Linked DNA regions of Homo sapiens: region 2 is linked to region 1. Evidence: read pairs that join two places in POLR2A ChIA-PET (ENCODE). Cell type or tissue: MCF 10A. All regions are shown on one strand. Links, peaks and the distances in the headings refer to the core of each region. The heading gives the core; the rest is flanking DNA.

The links. ChIA-PET counts read pairs that join two places held together with the same protein. Peaks named below come from ENCODE experiments on the same cell type or tissue, not always from the same donor. Only the 100,000 strongest peaks of a DNase experiment are listed, where the experiment ranks them.
Region 2: POLR2A ChIA-PET joins it to region 1 with 5 read pairs; 1 of 35 experiments calls an interaction of 5 or more read pairs at or near these places.

What each region holds. Positions count from the first base shown.
Region 1 is chr7:2,220,052-2,230,031 of GRCh38, forward strand. It overlaps MAD1L1 (mitotic arrest deficient 1 like 1), which reads right to left. Exons shown (of 19, transcript NM_001013836.2): 3 at 9,933-9,980; 4 at 5,359-5,499; 5 at 2,524-2,703. Among named protein-coding and RNA genes, the nearest start is that of MAD1L1, 7.9 kb to the right of the region's middle. In MCF 10A, for the core only: no CTCF peak of the experiment used is centred there; DNase peaks (open chromatin) are centred at 5,120 and 5,510.
Region 2 is chr7:3,668,523-3,678,502 of GRCh38, forward strand. The region is part of intron 4 of SDK1 (sidekick cell adhesion molecule 1); the gene reads left to right. Among named protein-coding and RNA genes, the nearest start is that of SDK1-AS1, 320 kb to the left of the region's middle. In MCF 10A, for the core only: a CTCF peak has its summit at 5,205 (motif pointing left); a DNase peak (open chromatin) is centred at 5,189.

The sequences.
Region 1 (9,980 bases), core at 3,082-8,081:
TGTCATCCCTCCCTAGCCACCCCAATGCTACCATGACGGCTGTTTGCTAGCGACATCGCCCTCACACCACAGCAAGGCACTGGCCAACCAACAGGACAAAGACGGAGGCTGTGCAAGGGGCAGGGCGGTACCTGCTGGGGAGGCCGTGCGCTTGGAACGGGAGCACGCGGCACGGGCAGGAGCGCCCCTGGGGAGGCGGCCCCTGAGCAAAGCCAGCAGCCCCTCTGGCAGCCTCCAGGACAGCAGGTCTGCCTGACATCATGGAACCCGCACGCGACAGAACCGCCAGGCTTCCTCCTGACCACTCCCACCAGGCGACCTTCTGAGGACCCTAACCCTCTGGAAAAGCTCAGAAAACCCCAGGTGTCCTCAGAGAAAGAAAGAGCACGTGGGTCGAGCCAATGTGAAAAGCCGGACAGACCCTGAGAAGCATCACTGTAAGTTAACACACGGAAACACACGGGCGTGATGTCAGCCCTGGGGACCACGCACCCAGGACAGGACAATGGCAAACTCACACAGCAAACGACCTGGGTGGGCCTGGCTGGGCGGCACCCTCCGCAAACAAGGAGGCCTCAGCACTCATTTCCCTGTCCCTGAGAACGTGCCCAGCTTAGGGCCTGCTGAAGCCTATCACCGCTGTCCACCCCACGCCGCTCTGGGAAGGCCCGCATGGGGGCTGCGTGCTCCCCACATGCCCACAATATGTACGGTTTACTTCACCACAACAGTGAAGCATCAACCTGGGAGTCAACAAAGAAGAAAGGTATTAAAAACATACTAACAATAAACACATCCTCCCAGAGGTCTTCCGAACTCAATTAATACGCACCGTGTGCCAGGGGCAAGGCCAGATGCAGGGCCGAGCCCACCTGCCCACAGGGTCACCCGTGTTGTAGGGGACGCCGGACAGTTGGCAAGGAAGAGGCGCATAAGATAATTCCAGAGTAAGGAGCGTGACAATCAGGACCCTGTGACAGGAGAAGGCAGTCAAGGCCTAGTGCGCAGGGAGGGCTTCCCTGAGGAGCGGCCACCTCGGCTTAGACATGACAGGCCAAAGCAGCAGCACCTGCAGCGCCACCATCTTCCCCTCACTATGCCCCACCCCACCGGGCACCGCCCTGCGGCTCCTGCAGTCTCCTGCTCCTCTGCCCCTCATGAAGTGCTCGGCACGACTCACCCTCCCCCATGGAACCACAGGTGCCCGCAGGCAGCGGGGACAGCCCCCGGCCCAACTCCAGTACAGCCCAGCACATGGGAACTGGAACCCAGAGCATGGGCAAGGCAAGAGCAGCTTCTCGGGAGCCAATCACGCCTCCTCTCCTGCCAACGTTCCCTCCAGAAGCAGATAGGGGAACAGCCTGAACACGCCTCCCCAGCACGGCCACAGGAAGGACCCGCGGCCAGTTTCTGGACCCCTCCAGGACCCCCGCTGCACGCCCACCCCACCCCTACCACGCCTCCACCCCCACACCAGCAGATTTTCATGTTTCCTCTTGGCACCAGCGATCTTGATCGCCACAGACAAAGGACAGGAGAGGTCAGAAGATTCCAATTTCCACCAGTGCCCATGTCTGGGCTGTTTCTAAAATGCAAGCAACCTTCACCAGGACTGCAGTTCACACAGGCTCCAGTTCAGAGGCAATTATCCGACGCCATCAGATGCCTGTAGACCTTGCAGACAGTCAAAGATATGCAAATCCAGACGTGCCTCCTTAAGCCTCCTGACAAAACAACAGCTATTTCCAGAAAAGACCACCATCCACGACAGGGAAGGCTACGGGGAAATTGGAGCCCTCAGCCAGGCCTCTGAGCACAACGGCTGCAGAGACCGCCATCGCTAGGGACCTTATAACCCAGTCCTAGGGGTCTGTCCAAAGTCAACAGAAGCGAGGGCTGAGGGAAGGGCTACCTGTCGCATACATACATGAGCGAACACAAACACACTAAACGTCCACAAACAACAAAAAACAGATTCATCATCCATTTAAATTCATAATTACAAAGGCAAAAAAGTGCTTAACTTTTTTTTTTTTTTTTGAGACAGAGTCTTGCTGTGTTGCCCAGGCTGGAGTGCAATGGTGTGATCTGAGCTCACTGCAACCTCCACCTCCTGGGTTCAAGCGATTCTCCTGCCTCAGCCTCCCGAGTCCCACAGGCTGGGACTACAGGTGCGCACCACCACGCATGGCTAATTTTTGTATTTTTAGTAGAGATGGGGTTTCACCATGTTGGTCAGGCTGGTCTCCAACTCCCAACCTCAGATGATACACCCACCTCGGCCTCCCAAAGTGCTGGGATTACAGGCGTGAGCCACCGCGCCCGGCCCAAAGTCTCAACTTTTTAACTGAAAACTACAGAATGGAAAATTAATACTTCTACTGATGACAACTATGTACAAAACGCAGCTGCCCGTGTGGGAAGCACAAGTGAAAACACAAGCGGGCACTGCAGTGGCAAACAAGAGCATGCACTCCCTCTCCTCGGGAAAACAGCTCCCTGCGCAGCAGAGGCCCCGCTCACCTCGCCAGCCTGGGCCAGACTGTCCTCTTTCTCACGCAGCCTCTTGCTGGCAGCATCCAAGTTCTGCTGACACTGCCTGTTGCGCTCCAGCTGCTCCTGCATCTTCTCCTCCGCCCCGGCCTCCCGCTCCTGAAGCTGCCGGATGCGCGTCAGGAGCTCCTGGTTGCGGTCGACCTCACGCTGTTAAGAGAGCAAGAGTCAGATGCCACGTGCCGCCCACGGGAGGGTCAGCGGGGAGCCCTCACCCCCACACCTCTCTCAGAACATGCCGAGGCACAAAAAAGAGCCGAGCAGGACCCATGAGCCAAGTCATAGGCAGAACCAGGACGGGACCTGGGACCCAGCCCCAGCGTTGGCACCCCCGCTGTGGCACCATGACGGTGAGCACTGTGCGAGGTCAGGGCTCCCAGGAAGGGCACTTGGCACAGATCACACACACATTTATCACACCGTCTGCTCAGCAGTTGCCTCTGCAGGGAGAGGGGGCATGGGAAATCTAAAATTCAGCATTGACCTTGGGGAGAAGCTGAGCTTTCATAGCACCAGCAAATCCTGTCTAATTACGCTCTGTCCGGCACTGAAAGGAGCTGGCACTCCCCCAGCGAGCAGACAACAGGGGCAGAGACAGGCAGCGTGGACAGGAGGCTGTGGGCAGAAGCAGTTTACACTGGGCTCAAATCTGCCACACATGCACCCCCTCTCACACAAACCACAAACCTCCAGACCCACCCCCCACGACTGGCCTTAGGGAGGCCGCGTGGCTCTCACTGGTTGGGATGGGACATGACCAAGCACCACGCTCAGACCTCCTGACTCTAATGACCCGCAGGCCCTCCAGAGTTCACTGCCAGGTACCGGCGTCCCAGGAGGTGAAGGCGGTGAGTCCTGGTGGAGCCCGGCACTCCGGGACCCTCTCACCCTGCCTTCCTCGGGAAGCACCAAGCACTCCCGGAGCCCCGGGTGGAGTACGAGCTTGTGCTGTCCTCATCCAGGGTACTCCAGCCCAAAACCCAGGAGAGCTGTGACAGAGGTGGCCGCCTTCTGAGAGAGGCTGACCCGCGCACCTCGGAGGGACTCCAGCCCTTGTGAGCTGCAAGGGCTGCCTCACAACAACCAAGAGACCCTTCTGTGATGCAGGACAAGAACTGGGGTTGGCACGGGGCTCCGCTCAGCACCATCACAGCCAGATGCGGCACCGGGCCTGGAACTGCCAGTCCCAGCGCAGACAGGGCAGCCAGCAGGTCTTTGGACTTCAGACACTTAAGTCTCGCCCCTAATAGGTATTTCCAGGTGGAACTCCAAGGAACAATTGGAAAACTACTGGTTCTGACTGTTCCTGGGGTCCCATGCAGCTGTGTCTGCGGGCAAGGAAGGACAGTCCTGTTAGAAGGTGGCTGGAGCTCAGCAGGGAGCCCCAGGTGTAAGCCCAGTCACCTGCATCCTTGGATTTCCCCAAGACAGGGTTCCCGGAGACCCTACAATGACCCCTCCCTCAATCCAACATTTGTGAGCACCCATAAAATGCCATAAGCTGTGCCACACAATGGAGATCCTGGGCAGAGTCGGGTGGGCCCTGCCCTCAGGGACTCTCGGCCTAGAGGAACTCCAACAGCTGCACACTGTCCCTCCTGCCTGACAGCCACAGCCATACCATCAGCATGCTGCCTCCAGACCAATGACCTGGTGGCTCCTCTCCACCCCTAACAAGGGAATCTCAGTAGTTAGGGAGACTCCTGTGGACTCTCCCTCCCCTTCCCACCAATTCCTCCAGTACTGTCCCTCCTAGGACCCACCCAGGCCATGAGCAAACGCCCCACCTCTCAGGGAAAACAGCTCTCAAAGCAGCAACGGAGCCAACCCTGAGGCAGTGGCCCCCACCCCAGCGGTGCCTCAGTCTCACTGAGCCCACACAACGCACACCGCAGTCAGGATCTGCAGGCCAGGGGCAAGCAATCCAACCAGCATCACACCCCGGAAGACGTGAGCTATTTTTCTAGGGCCCAGGAGAGTGTGTGAATACACCGCATGATGTCAGGGCGGGGCTGGACATCCACCCGCCAAGAGAGGGCACGGAGGCCAGGGAGACTTTCCGCCCAATACTCTGCCTGAACCTTGGCAGCATTTCCACAACTGATCAGCACTGACTGAAACCCTGGCAAAGTGCTGTTAATCAGAGCAGAGGGGATCCGCGCACTCAGTGGAAACCTAATTCCCTCCCCAAGGACAGGGTGTTTTCCCTGCTGCCCTGGGGAGCCAGGAGCAACACAGAGCCGCCATTGAGACCGGCACCCTTTGCTAGGGCCCTCCAACCCCAAGACCCAGCATGGACCCGAGACCCTGATCCACCCCATGACCTCCTAAGCCTGTCACTCCTACACCACTTGGCATTTCTGCCAGACCTGCATTCCAATTCTTCCAGAGGGAAGAGGAAACCAGGAGACCCAGCAAAAGAATCTGTGCCAGCACCGCAGCCTCAATGAACAGACACAGCAAGTGTTCCCATTTCATGCCACCCTCCTCTAGGACATCAAGCATAACTGATACCTGCCCCACAGCATGAGTGGCCTCAGAAGGAATGTCCTGGCAACCATGACACAGGGCGTGTCAGGCTTCCAGCCAGCTGGGTTCTCATTTCCTACGGCCTGGCAGGTACCGTGCACAGCCCCCTTGCTCCCAGGGACTGGGATCTGATTTCTTAAGACCTGGCAGGTACCATGCACAGCCCCCTTGCTCCCAGGGACTAGGATGTGATTTCTTATAACCTGGCAGGTACCGTGCACAGCCCCCTTGCTTCCTGGGGCTGTCTGGGCCGACCCTCGCCCCGCCTGAACCCACCTCGTAGTTCCTGGCACTGGTGCTGGCTGCTCTCTCCAGCTCCACTCGAGCCCTCTTGTGACTCAGCTCCATCTGCATTTTCTCCCGCTCCACCTGGATGAGGTGGGACTTCGAACGGATCTGCTCTGCTCTTTCCTCCAGCTGAGCAGGTCGCACCCAAAGAAAAACAGAATCCTCAGTGACGGCATCAAACCAGGTGAGTGACTCAGTGCAGCAGACACACTCCCTGAGGACCCATTCCCGCAGGTCCCGTGCTAAGTCTTGATGTGGCCCAGCCACTGGGCTCCAGGCTGGGGAACAGGGGAGGGGCAGGAAACGGGAAGGTGAAAAAGCCTGGGAAGAGGAAGACGTCTTTTGAGATGACATTAAGCATATTAGTGAAGGCAACGGCCTCGAATGCCACCCATTTATTTACCAGCCAACGGCTCCGTGGGTCGGAAGTCCAGACGTAGGTGGCTGCATTCTCTGACCAGGGTCTCCCAGACTAAAAATCAATGCAGTCGGCCAGGACATGTTCTCACGTGGAGCTCAGAGATGGAGAATGAGGTCTCCTTCCCGACTGGCTGCCAGCCCAGTACAGCCATCAACTCCTAGGTGCTGCCCACATCCCTTGCCACACGGCCCTCTCCATCTCCAAAGTCAACCACGTCCAATCTCCCTCATCAAATCCCTCTCCTGCTATGTCTCTTGACTGCTCGGCCTCGGACGTCTGGACTCAGACTTAAAGGGCTCAGGTGAGTACATCAAGCCCACCAGGGAGTGGATCAAGCCCACCCACGTAATCTCCCTATCTCAAGGTCAACAGATCTTAGACCTTAATTACATCTGCACAATCCCACAGCAATGAAACCTACTCAGTATTGGACTGAAACCTGGGAGGCAGTAGGAAGGTGAGTGTGCACAAGGAGCCTGGAATCTGGGGGCCCTCTCAGAAGCCTGCCTACCACACAGGGTTAGTGATTACAGGTGAGCTGAGCCTCTGGGGGCCCTCTCAGAAGTCTGCCTGCCACACAGGACTAGTGATTACAGGTGAGCTGAGCTCCTGGGGGCCCTCTCAGAAGTCTGCCTACCACACAGGGCTAGTGATTACAGGTTAGCTGAGCCTCAAAGAGCCCCAGAAGACTTGCCAAATAGTTCCAGAGCCGGCCTTTGGGTACGACCTGCTCAGCTGGAGGAAAAGGCAGAGTCACTGACTCTTCACGTGGCCCAGAGCCTTGCAGTGCAGCATCTCCCGGCACTTAACAAATGCAGAGTCGCAGACTACACCCCAGACCTACTCAGTCAGAATCTTCTCTTTAGGTTGGGTGTGGTGGCTCACACCTGTAATCCCAGTACTTTGAGAGGCCAAGGCGGGTGGATCACTTGAGGCCAGGAGTTCAAGACCAGCCTGGCCAACATGGGGAAACCCCGTCTCTACTAAAAATACAAAAATTAGCTGGTCGTGGTGGTACGCACCTGTAACCCCAGCTACTCAGGCTGAGGCAGGAGAATCGCTTGAACCCAGGAGGCGAAGGTTGCAGTGAGCCAAGATCACACCACTGCATTCCAGCCTGGATGACAGGGCAAGAGTTCGTCTCAAAAAAAAAAAAACAAAAGAATCTAGGCCAGGCGTGGTGGCTCACGTCTGTAATCCCAGCAGTTCGGGGGGCCAAGGTGGGTACATAACTTGAGGTCAGGAGTTTGAGACCAGCCTGGCCAACATGGTGAAACCCTGTCTCTACTCAAAACTATGAAAATTAGCCGAGTGTGGTGGTAACGCACCTGTAATCTCAGCTACTCGGGAGGCTGAGGAGGGAGAATCACTTGAACCCAGGAGACGGAGGCTGCAGTGAGCCAACATTGTACCACTGCACTCCAGCCTGGATGACAGAGTAAGACCCTATCTCCAAAAGAAAAAAAGAAACTTCTTTTTAGACACATTCTCAGGGCGTTCACATGCACATGAAAGGTTGAGAAGCACCAGAGTAGAGTGGTGGTTCCCAGTGGGGTCCAGTTTTGCCCCTGGGAACATCTGGCCCTGTCTGGAGACACCTGATTGTCACAGGGGGGTGGTCACATGTGTCTGCTGCTGGCTGGCGTCCAGGGGGTAGAGGCCAGGGAAGTTGTTAAACAGCCCACAATGCACAAGAAAGTCCTGAGAAAAAAGAATTACCCAGCCCAAATGCCAAGCGTGCCAAGGCCAGGAAAGCCTGGGACAGGGGAGGGAAGTTTCTCTGTCCTCCCACCTGTGTTCTCTGGTGGCCCAAGCCCACACTTCCTTTACTCCTATGTTACTGTGTCTCGATTCTCAGCTGCTGCTGTTTGGGCGTTCCTAAGACTGCCCTTCAAACTCAGCAGCCTTCCTGGTCTCACTTCTGTGTCTGCAGTCAAGCCTGAGCCTCTCGAGAAGGGTGGGCACCCCGCCTGCAGGGGGCACGACCGGCAGGGACCAGGAGTCCCAGACACACCTGATCCGTGTGCCACCTCTGCCTGGAGCTGACTACAACGGAAAGAAAGGAACCCTGAAAGTTTACCCTTACGTTAAATCAACACGATGTGTGAGAAACCAGACAGCACACATTCCCCCGGCCTGCCATGTTCTCCAGGCCCTCCCTGCCACGCCGGGGGCTCAGCAGGAGAGAGAGAACCACGACGAAGTCCAGGAATGGGATGTGACAGGGGCCAGGGACCAAGGCTGGTCTTGCCGCCATCACTCCGCTCACCACCTTGCTCTGACTACCGCACTCCATCACTGATCCCCTCACCGAGAGGCCTTTACCAGTGAGCACTGGGGGCCTCCGAGCCCCAAGACAGACTCTAGAATCCCACAGCTTTGACAGACAGGCCAAGAGGTCCCAGACATTCGCAACACTAAAATCACAGCATTTCAGACCAGAGTTGCCAACTCTGTCACCCGGGCTGGAGTGCAGTGGCGCGATGGCTCACTGCAACCTCCGCCTCCCAGGTTCAAGCGATTCTCCTGCCTCAGCCTCCCGAGTAGGTGGGATTACAGGTGCCCACACCCGCCTAATTTTTGTATTTTTAGTAGAGATGAGGTCTTACCATGTTGGTCAGGCTGGTCTCAAATTCCTGACCTCAAGTGATCCAGCCACCTCAGCCTCCCAAAGTGCTGGGGTTATAGGCATGAGCCACTGCAACCAGCTCAGAGTTGGCCACTTCTCATTTTGTCAGTGATAAAAAACAACTACCATCTATTACCTTCATAATTTCACAAAAGAACATTTACATAAATATTATATATATACACACACACATATATATATATATGACCTAATCTCAGAATAAAAAACAGTCCTCATCAAGAAAGGGCAGTGAGCAAGCTAGCAACTAGCATTCTTTTTTTTTTTTTGAGACAGGGTCTCACTCTGTCACCCAGGCTGGAGTGCGGTGGCGCAATCTCAGCTCACTGCAAGCTCTGACTCCCGGGTTCACACCATTCTCCTGCTCCAGCCTCCCGAGTAGCTGGGACTACAGGTGCCACGCCCAGCTAATTTTTTGTATTTTTAGTAGAGACAGGGTTTCACCGTGTTAGCCAGGATGATCTTGATCTCCTGACCTCATGATCCGCCCACCTCAGCCTCCCAAAGTGCTGGGATTACAGGCCTGAGCCACCACATCTGGCCACAAGCTAGCATTCTAATAAACACACATTAATTCAATTATGCAACAAAACAAATGCACACGCACACACAGTTTAACCAAATGCAGCAGGGCCTCATCTGGGCTCTGAGAGCGCAGGAAGCCAGAGCCTCCTCTAATGCGGACAGAACTACAGAACGGCTCTGGGGACCGCAGCAGGGACTGGGAAAGAGGGTCCAGGCAGAGGAGCCTAGAGGAGCCTGCGCAGCCACAGGGCCCAGGCAAGGCTGGAGACACTACTAGCCAGCACTCCACTCCCCACCACTCCCTACAACTTGGGGGCCCCATTATCGCAGCCCCAACTGGGACTGGGCTCATCACTCTTTGGAGCCTGAAGTCCTTCAGGAGGCCTGAATCCTCTGCAGTTGTGTCTACAGTGAGAAACCCCAAGAACTTGTAATGAAACAAAATACAACTATTTTATAGAAGAAAACTGTAAAAATCACCCCAAAATCTGTAAATGGCCCTCCACAGTCTGAGACCACAAAACACCCAGTCCTTCTGCTCACTGCTGTGGCTTTGTCTCTGGGCTGCCCAGGCACTCTCAGCACTGTGTTTCCAACACAGCCTTCCCGACAGTCCTGGTGCTCACTCCCCCAGGCAGTTTGGGTTCTGTCCTCAATTAGATGAATGAACTGGCTTTCCGATCCTGTCACCAGGGTCTGTGAGTGCACTTGTGTGAACGCAATGCTGAGCGCCAGGCCCACTCAGGGCGCTAACAAGGCAGGCCTTTAAGCCAGGATGGCTCAGGGCCCCAACTAGCCTCCAGCTACGACCCCAAAATGAGGAGTGCCCATAGTGAGACCTGGGAGACGAATAGCTGTCTCTAGGCTCTGCTAATACCGACCCACCTCAACTACAGAAGACTGGAAGAGGTCCTGCCCGGGCCCAGGGTCTCCCCAGAGCAGACTCCCACCCAGGCACATGCCACTCACCTGCATGCTCTGCTGGTACTGCATCTGCAGAGAACCTGGGGCCGAGGT
Region 2 (9,980 bases), core at 2,174-7,173, 1.4 Mb after region 1:
CTCAGCACTTTGGGAGGCCGAGGCAGGCAGATCACATGGTCAAGAGTTCGAGACCAGCCTGGGCAAGAGACCAGCCTGGCCAATATGGTGAAACCCCATCTCTACTAAAAATACAAAAATTAGCCGAGTGTGGTGGTGTGCACCTGTAATCCCACCTACTCGGGAGGCTGAGGCAGGAGAATCACTTGAACCTGGGAGGCGGAGTTTGCAGTGAGCCAAGATGGCGCCATTGCACTCCAGCCTGAGTGATAGAGTGAAATTCCTACTCAAACAAAACAAAACAAAATACTATATTGCCTTTTATGATGAGCCTTGGGAGTCACAAAGTGTCCATTTTCACCATTGTGTCACTAGCTGAAAGAGTCACAAAGGCCTGCCCAGGTTCAGGAGAAGGAGCCATAGACCTGTCCCTGTGTGACGTCATGGGAGGCTCTGGCAGAGCATGTCTGGTAAGGAATGTTGCTGTGCCCCATTTGAAAAGGACAATTGGCCACATAAGGGCTCAAGAAGTTTACCACTTACCAAAGCTCTTTGAGAGAATCTAAAAAGGACACATTCCAGGGAGAAAAGTAAATCTGAGAAGAAGTAGAATATTAGGAGTGATAATGAACAAATAAGGTGGTAAAACATATTGGTTAGTGTAAATGAATGTTGAATATTTTGAAAAGCAAAGAAATGTGGAATTGAAATCCCAAATTATAAGAGCATGGAAAGCAGTGTAGGAGCAGAGGGGATTAAAAACCTGTTAAAGTTACTGCTTTGTCTCATAAACAGATACAGAAACAGATTAACTACAGACCTTGTTGCAGAATTTTTATATTTGGAACATGTTCAGGTTTTACAGCACCTTCTTACCCCCTTTTCATTGAACTCTTGAAGATCTACTTCTGCTCCCACCAAAACAGAATCATCTTTGAGTTCTTACTCTCCTTGAACTTCGCTGGTATTGACTGTTCGGTTTACTTCCACCTTCTTTAACCACTCTCTTCTTTTGAATTCAATAACACAACACACTCCTGCTCATTTTTTCTGGCTCTCTTCTTCTTAGACCTCTTTGCCAACTTGCCTTCCTCCACCTGTCTTTAAACCTTGGATTTCCTCAATCCTTGGTCCTAGCACTTCACTACCTCCCACCTTATTCTCCCTCCTTAGGTAAGTTCATCCAAGCTCATCAGCTCACATACCAACTATAGCACTTGCAGATGACTCACAATTTTACATCTCCAGCCCACATCACTCCTTTGAGTTTCAAACCTATGTATTCAACAGCCTATTCATTGTATTTTCCTGGAGTTTTTTCAAAGGTGCTTCATACTCAGTAGGTTGAAAACAGAACTCTTTTTTCTTCATTGACCCTATTTTCCCTGCCTTACTCCTGGCTCTCCTTTCTTAACATAAATGACACTGCCATCCAACAGTTGCCCAAGCAAGAACCAAGGAATTATCCTTGATACTTCTTTTTCTCTTCCACCACATCCAGTCAATCACCAGTTTCTCTTATTGTACCACATGTTATCCCACAAATCTACTCACATCATTGTGTGTCCACCTCTGCCACCATTCCTGACCAAACTCTTGCCTCTTTCATTGGTCTCTACCTTGTTTCCCTATGTTTATTTTGTCTTCTCTCTCCATTCCCCATGCTGTGGTCAGAATGATATATTAATATGAACCTGATCTTGTTACTCTGTTCCTTCAAATCCATTAGTATATTAGTCTGAGTAACCAAATCCTTAATATAAACAGCAGGGTTTGTGTAATTCAGTTCCTTCCCTTATCTACCTAAATTTTTTCTTCCATCTCTTTCCCTCTGACGTCCAGCCACAGCCACTTTGGTATATTGGTTACGTTCTTAGTTTCCCGGATCAGATACCTGAGTTTGAATCTTAACTTTTCACTTACTAGGTATGATCTTAGACAAGTTCTTAAACAAAACAAAACTTTTATTAATGGACAAGTTCTTGAACCTATGCATCAGTGTTCTCATCTCTGAAATGCAGTTATTAGTCTCAGCTTCTTAGGGGATTTGTGTGAATTAAATGAGATGAAACGTGTGCGGTGGTAGCACAGTGACTGACAGTTAATAAGCCCCCAGTAAATGTTAGATTATTTGCTTAACGAACCACCTCCCTTCTTGTCTCTGGGAATTCTCGTTGCTCTCCCCACTTATACAGGATACCCACCCGCTTGCTTCCCTTGCTTAGTACTGACTTATCCTTCTGCAGCAAAGGACCTTACATCCCAGCTGGCTCAGGACAGACCCAGTTTATGTCTGTTGTAGATCAGTTAACATTTACTGTTTTTAGGTATCCCCTTTTACTACTGGTTTGTGAAATAAATTAGATGATCACCCTTTTGTGCTCAGTTCAAGAGTAACCTTTTTTAGGAAACCTTCTTTGATTCCTACAAGGACAGGTCGTCTATTATTTGTTCTTACAGCACATCCTGTAACTTTTTTTTGCCATAGTTACCACGATTACAGTTAAAACAGTTCATTGCATAACTAGTTCCTTGAGGTTTGTTTCTCCTATTGGGCTCTAGGCCCTTGGAGGACTGGGACCTCAAGGCGGGGGGTGTCTTGCCTTACCCCTGAGTTTTCAGCATTGGTCTTATCCAAGTCATTACTCAGTATATTTAGAGGAGACAAGAAACACTGAACAGGATCTGGTTTGGACTTCGTGTCTGTTTCTGACTTTAAATGTCAAGTCACTTCCTCTCACTGTCTCTTCATTTCTTCATCTTGTAAATTCAGAAAATTAAGCTTAATGTTCTCTAGAATTCCATCGGCCTCTACATTGTGTGAGTCTAGCCCATCAGGGACATTTTTTAAACCAATTTTTAAATATTTATAGTCACAAATTTAAGAAGGAAATGGAATCAATGTACATCTCCCCAAAGACAGAGTAAAATACTTTGTTGCTCATTGAATGAAGCTCTGGTCATTACCCTTTTTGTTATTATGATTCCTAATTTGTAAGCTCTGATGTTATCCCTTCTTTCTCAATATAGCTGAGACAAATGTGTAGTCTGTATGATCATATCATTGCTGTTATACCTATTTACAAGTTTAAGACTGAGTCAATAGAAAAAAATCCAAGTGAAGAGTGTTTAAAATAAACTTGTGTTTCTCCAGGAAGTTAACTAATCAAACACTTTTCATTGTAGATGTTGTCATTCAGTACAAAATAATCCCTGAGACAGTCTCATGAAAAACCTAATGCATTTTTTGGTGAGTTTTATAATGAGATTAAAAAGAAATTAAGAGCAGGAAGTGAAATTATAACGCCAGTGGGAAATCTTTGAAACCATTTTATAGTTTTTTCCTTCTTATGTAATATGTCTGTGAGATTGGGCAGGTTTTTGTTTGCTTGCTTGCTTATTGTTTGTGTTTATAATGTGGAGGAATCAGCTGAACTTGACTTATCCCTTTACAACTGATCCATGCCTACACAGTAGTTGCTTGGAGCTAAAAGCAGGAACACATGGACCCTGAGGCATAGCTGCTCTGAAGTCCTGGCGGCCTCTGGGAGGGCTTATCCATGATATGGGACACAGGGTCTCCTGAGGTCTTGGAGGAGTTTTCCTGGTAACTCTGAGGAGTGGCGGGTCATGGTGTGGTGACCATTGGTCTAACCTGAAGGACTATAGGAATGAGGGCAGGGAGAATTGTAGGGAGGCAGCCGATGCTGCTGGTGAGAATGAAAACATCCTCAGAGTGGCTTCCATACCCATCCTGTTTCTGTAGTGCCCAGTTATTGTGAATACCCATCACACGTTATTCTATCACAGCAAGCAGCTCATCTACCCTACTGCACCCCCAAGTTCTTGAAGTGTCTCTCTGTTTCTTGCCGTTACTGGAGGTAAGCCAACATGAAAGATGAAAGCTGTGTTTATACTTCTACTGCAAACTCTTGAGGAAAAAAACAGAGGCATTAGCCAAAAGAGATAGGACATACAGGCAAAGAAGAAAGATGAGCTGGAAACCAGTACCTAAATAAGTCCAAAAGCAATCTATTTATAGATCCCAGAGTGAGATCGATAAAGGAGATGATGTGGAGAAATATATATATATAATATATATATTTATATAATATAATATATAATAATATATATTAAATATATATTAAATAAATATTAAATTTATATATAAATTTGTTATTAAATAAAATTTATATTAAATAAAAATTAAATTTATATTAAATAAAAATGTAATATATATTTTTATAATATATAATTTTATATATATATATATATATATATATATATATATATAAAAAATACAGAAAGCTCTAAGTATGCACAGATCACACTTTTGCCAAAATAGGCACCTACAATGAGGGCCCCATCCCCACCCTTGAGGGTTTGGAGTGATCTTTGGGTAAAAGCTCTATTCTAACTCTTGAAATGGTTAAACTTTTTCTAGATGCATCTTTTAATATTACTTCCTCTTTTATTCCTTTTTTCTATTTTTTTTAAATAAGCATCTTTGCTTTACTTCTTTTAGCTATGAAGCAGCTCTTGCTGATAGTAAATAAATACTTAAAGTATGAAGATACTTCCTTGTAGCATTTGACCAATTTGTAAGGCAGCGGTTCCTCAATTTCAGTGATGCACCAAGCTTTTCCGAAAATGAGTTCCAAAGGGAATTGATTTTTATCTGCAATACTCTCATCCTACAGACAGGATATTGACTACACTTGATAGAATGGAAGTGTAAATCCAGAATGAAGCATTGCAGGAACAAATCCCATGGGGGCGGTTCATGATCAACAGAATCATTCATTGGACGGAAAGATCGGAGAGCTAGACAGTGTCAATAGAGACAAAAGGGGAAATAAAAGCATTCATTTCCTGAAAGAGTCTTTTCCTGGAAGGTTTTTGTTGACTGGCTCTTCCTTTTAGTATACTCTCTATTCCTAGTTGTTTATCAGCTTATGTGAGAACCTTAAAACTCATAATCATTTATAATCAATGTTTAAACATGGAAAAATAAAAGTACATACCATAGGCCCCGCCGGCCTGTTATTACATGAGTTTATTAACATTCACTGTGAGATGCCTTGGTATAGACTTACCCCTTTTTATTTCTGTCTCATGTTGTTTTGGATATTCTGCTTTGCTAATGCATTAGGTAGTTTCGTCTTGCTCTGCAAAGACAAAAGCTCAGTCATTGACCTGGAGGGCCCAAAACTGCGCCCCCTGCTGCCTTGTGTATTTGGTGGCTGGCATAGTCAGTTCATTATGTGGCAGGCAAAAGTTTGCATTCCAAGGGCGGAAGACATACACATTGGTTTTGTTTGAGAATTATATCATAAAACTGAGTTCTAAGTACTTCTTGAACATTGAGATTATTATTGATGAACTGATTATAAAGTATTCTTAAATATAAACCCAAAGCAAATTTTATTAAAAATAAATAGAAATTTGATTAAGAATAAGAGATAATTTCTAATAACTTTTTGGTAGGTGACAGCAGGGAGATTTGTTTGATCATGGAGTTTTTAAATGCTTTTAAGTCTTGAAGTCCATTAAGGCATAGAAGAGAGAATAGGAGAAAAAAACATCTCTGAATGGCACAGACCGATCACATGTTGATTGAAGCACAGTCAATGTGTATACTGAAATTGTGAGTCAAGAGCTATATCACTAAAAGATAAGGGAAAGACAGCATCAGAAATTGACTACAACAACGAAGGTGTAGTGGGAGATAAAGTTAGACGACATGAGATTCAGTGTTACAGATGGAGGCAATTTGAGAAGAGGCGGGTGGAGTGTAGTGAGCATGGTAATGAGAAGGAAGGAGGGCATCTACCCCACGTCCAAGTCCAAAGCAGGGTGGGAGAGACCTAGAGAGGGCTGCTAGGGCATGAGTGTCAGCAGGGGAGGACCAGCCTTCCTGTTGAGCAAGAAGAAGAAACATTTAGAGGAGAGGGTGACAATACAGGGGCCTTTGCTGAGGCTGGTCTTTGAGTCACAGAAAGCACAATGGAAGTGGTTAAGGAGTTTTGGTTTGGTGAGGGATGTAGTGTGGAGTAAGAGCTGTTCATGGCTGTTTGGGGATTCATATACAGGAGATGAGGGATGAATTGAGATTCTAAGACTTTATTCCATAAATACGGACAAAGGGCAGTGATGTGTTGTTCAGTGTTTGATAACTATAACTGGCTCTTGGCAGGGAAGAGCCCTGATGTGTAGCTTTTTCCAATTTTCATGGTGTGAATACTCCCACCACAGTGTATTCCAGGTGACCAACATGACGTCTTTCTATAAGGAGTTGGACAGAGATCCACAAGATTGGCTCTGTGTTCAGCACGCATTGGGTAAAGGGCATGGCTGGATTAATGCTGGTAGACTCAAGCCAATCATTAGGCAAGGCTGTGAGTGGTAGGGAGTAGAGGGCATTTGGTATCCTTCCTGACCCCTGTGGATAGAAGCATAGTGACCTGAGGAACAATAGTCTTCTTGGTGTGTGGGCCATATAAAAACAAGCCTGCATCAAATTCTGTACATGGGTTAGAGTTTGCTAGCCACGGCTGTAAACCTTCTCATGCCCGTGAGCCATCTCCACGTGTGAATCTAACAGATATCTCCAATGTTGATCTCCCTCCATGCCCCAAACCTGCTCCACCCATAGTCTATATCATATCATTTCATGGCAGCTTTATCTTTCAAATGGTTCAGGCCAAAACCTTGATCTTTCACCCATAGCCACAGAAAAACCTGTTAGCTTTCCTTTCAAAAGCTATTCAAAATCCAACATTTAGCTGTTTTCACTGCTACCACTTTGGACCAAGTGATGGTCGTCTACAGCTGGAATTATTATAACAGCTTCTGGTCTGTGGTCTAGTCTTCTTGCTTGCTTGTATTCAACACTTAGCTAATCTTTTTTTAGAATGTAAGTTAGATCATGTCAGTCTTCAAAATCAGAAATTTCCAGTTTCCTGTTTCATTCACATTAAATGCTGGAGTACTTAAAGTGGCCTACAAAAGTCTACATAATATGCTCCCCATTACCTTTCTTCCTCCCCCTACTCCTTTTTGTTTGTTTGTTTGTTTGTTTGTTTGTAAAGAGATGAGGTCTTGTTCTGTCACCCAGGCTGGAGTATAGTAGCATGGTCATAGCTCACTGCGGCCTGGAACTCCCGGTCTCAAGCCATCCACTTACCTCAGCCACTACAGGCATTTTTGTAGAAACTGAGTCTCACTGTATTGCCCAGGCTGGTTATGAATTCCTGGCCTCAAGTGATCCTCCCACCTTGGCCTCCCAAAGTTCTGGAATTACAGGTATGCCATGCCCCGTATGTCTTCTTTTGAGAAGTATCTGTTCATGCCCTTTGCCTACTTTTTAATTGGGTTGTTTTTTGCTTGCTGATTTATCTAACTTCCTTTTATACGTTCCTTATATGTTCTGAATATTAGACATTTGTTGAATGCATAGTTCCTGAATATTTTCTCCCATTCTGTAGGTTGTCTGTTTGCTCTATTGAGTTTCTTTTTTTGTGGCACTATCACGGCTGACTGCAGCCACAAACTCCCAGGCTCAAGCGATTCTTCCACCTCAGCCTCCCAAGTAGCTGGGACTACAGGTGCATGCCATCACACCTGGCTAAATTTTGTATTTTTTTGTGGAGACGGGGTCTCACTATGTTGCCACCTGGCTAAATTTTGTATTTTTTTGTGGAGACGGGGTCTCACTATGTTGCCCAGACTGGTCTCAAACTCCTGGGCTCAAGTTATACTCCTGCCTTGTCCTCCGAAAGTGCTGGAATTACACGTACCACACCTGGCCTCTTCTAGTACTTTTTTTTTTTTTTTTTTTTTGAGACGGAGTCTTGCTCTGTCGCCCAGGCTGGAGTGCAGTGGCGCAGTCTCAGCTCAGTGCAAGCTCCACCTCCCAGGTTCACACCATTCTCCTGCCTCAGCTTCCCAAGTAGCTGGGACTACAGGCGCCTGCCACCACGCCCAGCTAATTTTTTATATTGTTAGTAGAGACGGGGTTTCACCCTGTTAGCCGGGATGGTCTCAATCTCCTGACCTTGTGATCTGCCCACCTTGGCCTCCCAAAGTGCTGGGATTACAGGCGTGAGCCACCACGCCTTGCCCTCTTCTAATATTTTTTAAGCTTGAGGTCTTATATTTAAGTCTTTAAACCATCTTGAGTAAATTTTTGTATATGATGATAGAAAGGAGTTCAATTTTATTCTTCTGCATATGGATATCCCATTATCCTAGCAACATTTATTGAATAGGGAATCTTTACTCCATTGCTTATTTTTGTTGACTTTGTTGATCAGATGGTTGTAGGTGTGTGGCTTTATTTCTGGGTTCTGCTCCATTGGTCTGTGTGTCTACTTTTGTATTCATACCATGCTATTTTAGTTTCTTAGGCCTTGTAGTATAGTTTGAAGTTGGGTAATGTGATGCTTCAACTTTGTTCTTTTTGCTTCTCTAACCTCATCTTTTACCTACTTCTGTTCCCTGGACATACCAAGGATTCCTGCACCTCTTGGCCTCTGGGATGTTTGTTTCTTATGACTTCTTCAAGAAATCTGGGTGGCTAATTTTGTACTTTTTTCAAATATCCTTTTCTTAGTGAAGACTTTTCTGGCCACCCTACTTAAACCCTTGGAATTTCCAACTCTCCCACAGGGATTCTGCTCTGTGTGCGAAGGGGTATGTGTGTATGTGTGTGTGTGTGCATGTAGGTGTGTACACTATTTTTATTTAACATACGATAAGCATCTTTGGCCCTGGATTCTTCTTTTTTAGATGTTAATATTGTTGTATTAGTCTGTTCTAACACTGCTAGTAAAGACATACCCAAGACTGGGTAATTTATAAAGGAAAGAGTTTTAATGGACTCACAGTTCCACATGGCTGGGGAGGCCTCACAATCATGGCTGAAGGTGAATGAGGAGCAAAGTCAGGTCTTACATGCTGGCAGACAAGAGAGCTTGTGCAAGGGAATTCCCATTTATAAAAGCATCAGATCTCGTGAGACTTATTCACTACCACAAGAATGGTATGGGGGAAACCACCCCCGTGATTCAATTATCTCCACCTGGCCCTGCCCTTGACACATGGGGATTATTAAAATTCAAGGTGAGATTTGGGTAGGGACACAGCCAAACCATATCAATTGTTAAATGTAAAGACAGTGTTTATGAATTGAAAGATTCAATATGTGAATATATATTTTATATCTTAATGTGATCTTAAGACTTACTATGTTGCTGTGGTAAACAAGACAGTGTGGTATTAGTGGAGGGATAGACACATAGTTCAGTGGATGGAGTAGAGAACCCAGAAATATATTCACACATGGATAACCAGCTGATTTTTTGACAAGGGTACAAAACTCCATAGAATCTGATCAGAGGCTGATGTCCAGAATGTGTAAAGAACCCCTACAACTCAACAACAACAGAACAAACAAAGTATTTCCCCAGAGAAGATATACAAAAGGTCAGTAGGCTCATGAAGAGATGTTCAGTGTCATTAGTCATTAGTGGTCAAACCACAGCAGGTCATGACATTAACAGGTCAAAACCACAATTAGACACAACTTCACACCCCTTGTAACAGCTAATATAAAAAGTAGAAAATTAACAAGTGTTGGTGAGGATGTGGAAACAGTGGGGTCCTTGTGCATTGCTGGTGGAAATGTAAAATGGTTTAGCCACCGTGGAAGACCGTTGGTTGCTCAGAAAGTTAAAAATACAATTAACAGCAATTTCACATCTAGGTATATACCCCAAATAATTGAAAGCAGAGACCTAAACAGACCTTGTACACCAATGTTTATAGCAGCATTATTCACAACAGCAAAAATGTAGAAATAATCTAAGTGTCCATCAGCAGATGAATGGATTAACAAAATATGGTCTGTAGGTACCATGGACTATTATGTGCCCATAAAAGGCAGGAGCTTTGAAAAATGCTGCATCACGTGGACGAACTTTGAAAACTAATCATTCACT